Regions from separate parts of the Homo sapiens genome. Here region 2 is linked to region 1. The links are chromatin contacts, found by Hi-C or POLR2A ChIA-PET in ENCODE. All regions are on one chromosome and are shown on one strand. Each heading gives the region's core, a stretch centred on a gene start or an enhancer-like site at or near the end of the contact. The rest is flanking DNA. Distances are from core to core; before and after follow the strand shown.

Region 1 (2,808 bases), core at 243-2,742:
GCTGGGATTATAGGCATGAACCACCATGCCCAACCTCCTTAGTTTTTAAGCAATTGGATTTCAATTCAACCTGCATTTGTACTTAGGGCACATTTGTAGTTTATGAGTATGATACTGTTTAAATTCTTTTCTATTAAATCCCCAGAACTTTTTCATATTAACTGCTAATAAACTGCTCTTCCATCTTAGGTGTGTGGATCAAAAGCAGGACCTTTCATTCTACCTCTTTGGTTTTGACCTCGTGATTCAACCTGGGACTTAATTTTTTTATTTTTTATTTTTATTTTTTGAGGCAGGGCGTCATGCTGTTGTACAGGCTGGAGTGCAGTGGTACAATCTTGGCTCACTGCAGCCTCAACCTCCCGGGCTCAAGCGATCCTCCCACCTCAGCCTCCCAATTAGCAGGGATCACAGGCACACACTACCACACCTGGCTAATCTTTGTATTTTTTGTAGAGATGGAGTTTTGCTATGTTGCCCAGGCTGGTATTGAACTCCTGACCTCAAGTGATCTGCCCGCCTCGGCCTCCTAAAATGCTGAGATTACAGGTGTGAGCCACTGTGGCAACCTGGGATTTTGAAATAGAAACTCTTCTATCCAACTGACTCTCTCTCCCTACTTTATTAATCATCATATATTATAAGCTCATCTTCTATGTTTTCATCCAAGTTACCCATAAGACAGAGGGAAAAAGACAATTTTTTAGTAGTTGCTTTGTCAACCTAACCTCTTCTCTCAACCATATTCACTTACTCACAAGGATATAAATGTACATCTTGTTGTGTGCTGTGATTAAAAATCAATATATTCTATGTCTATGGCAACTCCATGAGCTACCAAACTTGTAACTCCCTAAGCTACCAAACTGGTAACTTTTTTTTTTTCTTTTTGAGACAGGGTCTCATTCTGTTTCCTAGGCTAGAGTGTGGTGGTGTATTCACAACTTACTGCAGCCTCAACCTCCTGGGCTCAGTCGATCCTCCCACCTCAGCCTCCCCAGTAGCTGGGACTGCAGGCGTGCACCATCACACCTGGGTAATTTTTGTATTTTTTGTAGAGATAGGGTTTTGCCATGTTGCCCAGGCTGGTCTTGAACTCCTGAGCTCAAGCCATCTGCCTGCCTCAGCCTCCCAAAGTGCTAGGATTACAAGTGTAAGCCACCATGCCCAGCCCAAACTGGTAACTTTACTGAAAAAGAAATGGGATAAATTAGGCAAGTTACTTAACTTCTATAAGCCCAAGTTTCCTCATCCATAAAATGTGAATATTTGTTCTACTCCCTTTACCAGGTGGTAGTGAGGCTCAACTAGTATAACAAGACATTTGAAAATGCTTTGTAAACTTAAAAAAATTTTTTTTTGAGATGGAGTCTTGCTCTGTCGCCCAGGCTGGAGTGCAGTGGCGTGATCTCAGCTCACTGGAAGTTCCTCCTCCCAGGCTCAAGCAATTCCCCTGCGTCAGCCTCCCAAGTAACTGGTGGGCACTCATCACCACGCCCGGCTAATTTTTGTATTTTTAGTAGAGACGGGGTTTCACCATGTTGGCCAGGCTGGTCTCTAACTCCTGACCTCAAGTGATCTGCCAGCCTCGGCCTCCCAAATTGCATTTTTCTTTCCCTCCCTGCTCTCTTGGGCTACTCCTGTCCATGGGGAGCTCCCACCCACCCTGAATTCCTTTGGGTCTTATGGTCTGGTCCCACTTATCAGTCACTTGATTGCATGTAGCTTTGGTTTTTGTGGTGTATTTCTCCAGCTCACTATACATTCCTCAAACTCAAGGTAGAGCATATCTAATACATACTTTGTATTTCTCACAAGTACACAGTGCTGACTGGGGGTTTCAGAGTCCTAAGACAGAGTCTGAAACACCCTGGGGACTAGATGAGCTGCCTTTATGCCACACAGCCTTGAAAGGGAGGGGACTGTGTCAGGGTAGTCCAGTGAATCACCCTGTCTCATTGATGAGTGTAAGAAAGTAGAGGCTCTGGTCAACCTGGACTTAAACTTTCCATTGTGCTTCTCAGGGGATACAGCTGTAGCCTGCCAGACTGGCATTTTCCCTAACAGCTTTCAAATGTCACATTCCACTATAACATACTCACACACAGAAGCTGTTCTTTCTTTGTCTTCATTTTGAGAACACTCAGAAAAGTTTTTATATTTTGGAAAGACCCCTTTCATTCCCCACCCTTGAGTTTTCTGCCTTCAGGACGTTAGTTCTTGAAGACAACTCCCCAGAGCACTAGTGGAAAGATGCTGGCAGCTCCTCCAATCACATGAACCTCACATGTTCTGACGCAGCTCAGTCATGCATTCTGTGCTGGAGCTGCATGATGTTTGATTAGGCAGGCAGGATGCTGGCAAACCCAGTGCCTTTTCAAACTTTAACTTAGTACACTTTTCTTGTAGTTTCTCTTTAGATTCTCATAAAAACACAGGTGAAAGTTTGTACTTGACATAGGGAAAAAACACAAGTTGTGCATCTAAAAATTCTGCCCCAGAAACATTATATCTGCCATTTATGTGACCTTTTGATTTATAATAAGCAGATGCTGAAATTCTAAAATTTCAAAATATTTTTAAAGAATTGCTTAAAGATTTTTTTTGAATTTAAAATGTTTATTTTTTAAGCTTTTCAAATACAAGAAGAATATAAAGAAAAAAATTACCCATAATCTCATGACATTGACAAAGATAGCCACTGTTATTGCCATTCTAATTTTATAGTTGAGAAAACAAAGGAGAGGAAGAAAGGAAAGAAAATGAGCTTTTAGGGTTTTTTTTCTCAACTTTAAGAAAAAAACTCCT
Region 2 (2,700 bases), core at 8-2,507, 1.1 Mb before region 1:
AAGGAGGCAAACTAATTTATTTGAGTGTGTAGAGAAGAAAAAGCAAGTTTTCCTTAACCATGGTAAGGTTCATGGCTGAGACTCCTATAACAAAATACAGATTAACAAGAGAAAAGCATACAAATTTGTGTAATATAAGTTTTACATGATGGGGAGTCTTCCTAAGGAAATGACCCAAAGAAAAGTCTGTGTACTTTTATGCATAGGTTTGAGAAAGTGGATAGTTGTGCAGAAGTATGATTGAACAAAGCGGGTATGATCTCACGGTAATAAATTGGGGGCATGAGATTAGCAAGACCTGTTTGTTCAGATTATTCTTGGTGTCCCTGTGTGACATTCCTTCCACCCTGATATAGGGCAGGACACCTGCCACATGAGGGTTTTCAAGAGAGATAAGAGGATGACCTTCCTAGGCTTTATGGCCTGCTTCAGAGACGGGTGAGGGAGATGTGACAGTGGCCTTCCAGTATATGCTGTTTTCTCAACTTCCAAGGTGCTATGTTTGGGGGTTGGGTTTCCTATGCCATATCAGTGCTTACAGTATGACAAGCAGCATGATGAGTGCTTTACAAAGCCTGCACTACATGTCAGGTAGTTTTTACTCATTTGTAAAATGAGCAATCTTCATTTTAGAAAGACTGACCAAAGGCCCAGTCATACAGATAGACGGTAGAATCCGGAATTGAAACTAGCTTCCTAAGCTACAATGGAGTGAAGCAAAAAAAGGAACTAAAACTAGGTCTAGGCTGGTAGGCTGGGTGCAGTGGCTCACGCCTGTAATCCCAACAATTTGGGAGGCCGAGGCAGGTGGATCACGAGGTCAGGAGATCGAGACCATCCTGGCTAACACGGTGAAACCCCGTCTCTACTAAAAATACAAAAAATTAGCCGGGCTTGGTGGCGGGCGCCTGTAGTCCTAGCTACTTGGGAGGCTGAGGCAGGAGAATCACTTGAACCCGGGAGGCGGAGCTTGCAGTGAGCCGAGATCGCGCCACTGCACTCCAGCCTGGGCAACAGAGCGAGACTCCGTCTCAAAAAAAAAAAAAAAAAGATTTTGAAGCATATGTTTCAACAGAGCAGATGGAGAAAGTTACGTCAAACGTCTTGAGAGGAGGACATGGAATGCCAAACACAAGGATCTAAAAACGGTAGTGGTGCTTTAATCCCACTGCCTTGGGACAGTGACGGAAATCAGGGACAAGAAGAAATACATTTCTTGAATTGGGCAGCTGAAAACCTAAAAAAATCGCTATCAAGTCCATTTATTTGTGTGTGTACATTTATTTATTTGTATTATTATTATTATTTGAGATGGAGTTTCGCTCTTGTTGCCCAGGCTGGAGTGCAGTGGCTCATCTCGACTCACTGTAAGCTCCGTCTCCCGGGTTCAAGCGATTCTCCTGCCTCAGCCTCCTGAATAGCTGGGATTACAGGCACGCACCACCACGCCCAACTAATTTTGTATTTTTAGTAGAGATGGGGTTTCTCCATGTTGGTCAGGCTGGTCTCGAACTCCCAATCTCAGGCGATCCGCCCACCTTGGCCTCCGAAAGTGCTCGGTTTACAGGCATGAGCCACTGCGCCCTGCCTGCATTATTATTTTTTAATGAGACGGGGGTCTCACTATGTTGCCCAGGCTGGTCAGTAACTCCTGAGCTCAAGCAATCCTCCTGCCTCGGCCTCCCAAAGTGCCATTTATATTTTATATACTCTAAAGGACCATGGGGCAGATACAGCACAGGCGGAAAGTCAGCTTTGAGTTAAGCCTGTTGGAGATGTAACAATACCAGGCAGAAACCCAGAAAGATGGGGCGTAGGGCTGGGTGCAGTGGCTCCCGCCTGTAAGCCCAGCACTTTGGAAGGCCAAGGCAGGCGGATCACTTGAGACCAGGAGTTGAGACCAGCCTGGGCAACATGGCGAAACCCCGTCTCTACCAAAAATATAAAATTAGCAGGGCGCTCACCTGGAGTCCCAGCTACTCAGGAGGCTGAAGTGGGAGGATCGCTTGAGCCCGGGAGGCGGAGCTTACGGTGGGCCGAGATCGCGCCGCTGCACTCCAGCCTGGGTGATAGAATGAGCCCCTGTCTCAAAGAAAAAAAGAAGGAAAAAAAAAAAAAAGAAATGGAAGCAGTGTAGGACCGAAGACGTCTGGGACGGAAGCTCACCCCCAGGAAGGCCTAGGGAGAGAGGCACCGGCGACGTGTCTGCACCACGCGTCACCGGCACGCGCGGTCCACACTCCAGCGCCGGGTCTCGCGAGAGCCCCAAGCGCGGAACCGAATCTGCAGGCGCGCCACTCTTTGCCTGCGGCACCCTTCCTCCAGTTCTCAGGGTGATGGTCGCGATAGTTGCACCAGCACATGAGGGCGAAAACCTCTTGTGCTGCCTCCCCGTGACTGCCAGTTCCCGGACCACGTTCTCCCCAAGAGCCCAAGAAGGGCAGACAGCCAGGCGCGCTTGGCTGGTCTCGGGAGGAGGAAGTGGCGGAAGTGGGATTTGGGAAACAATCCTGGAGTCGGTGTGCTACGCATGCGCCGAGGGAAGCGGCCAGGCGGGTGGAGGCGGTGACCGCGCGGAGGCACCGGCGGCCCAGAGGCTTATAGTCTCGCGCGCACAGCAGCGCGCTACGCGGCCATCACAGCACAGCCGATCCAGAGTCCAGTCACGTGACCCGCTCGTGGCAGTCCGTGTGGGGCACT

The links. A loop is a pair of places that touch in the nucleus more often than their neighbours do. ChIA-PET counts read pairs that join two places held with the same protein, here RNA polymerase II (POLR2A). Pooled maps may share reads with other maps.
Region 2: a pooled map shows a loop between it and region 1 (5-fold over the local background). The contact joins two enhancer-like sites. A Hi-C loop is called at or near these places in 2 of 50 pooled maps. POLR2A ChIA-PET finds 5 or more read pairs at or near these places in 2 of 52 experiments (GM10248 and activated B cell).

Annotation. Positions count from the first base shown.
Region 1 is chr9:5,582,540-5,585,347 of GRCh38, reverse strand. The region is part of intron 1 of INCR1 (interferon stimulated noncoding RNA 1); the gene reads left to right. Among named protein-coding and RNA genes, the nearest start is that of RIC1, 45 kb to the left of the region's middle. Within about 2 kb of position 1,492, at least 8 of the 41 ENCODE cell types and tissues checked have a DNase peak (open chromatin) inside an H3K27ac peak, as active enhancers do.
Region 2 is chr9:6,681,253-6,683,952 of GRCh38, reverse strand. No RefSeq gene overlaps it. Among named protein-coding and RNA genes, the nearest start is that of LINC02851, 22 kb to the left of the region's middle. RefSeq lists enhancers at 227-486, 2,055-2,174, 2,245-2,534, 2,000-2,700, 2,655-2,700. Within about 2 kb of position 1,257, at least 41 of the 41 ENCODE cell types and tissues checked have a DNase peak (open chromatin) inside an H3K27ac peak, as active enhancers do.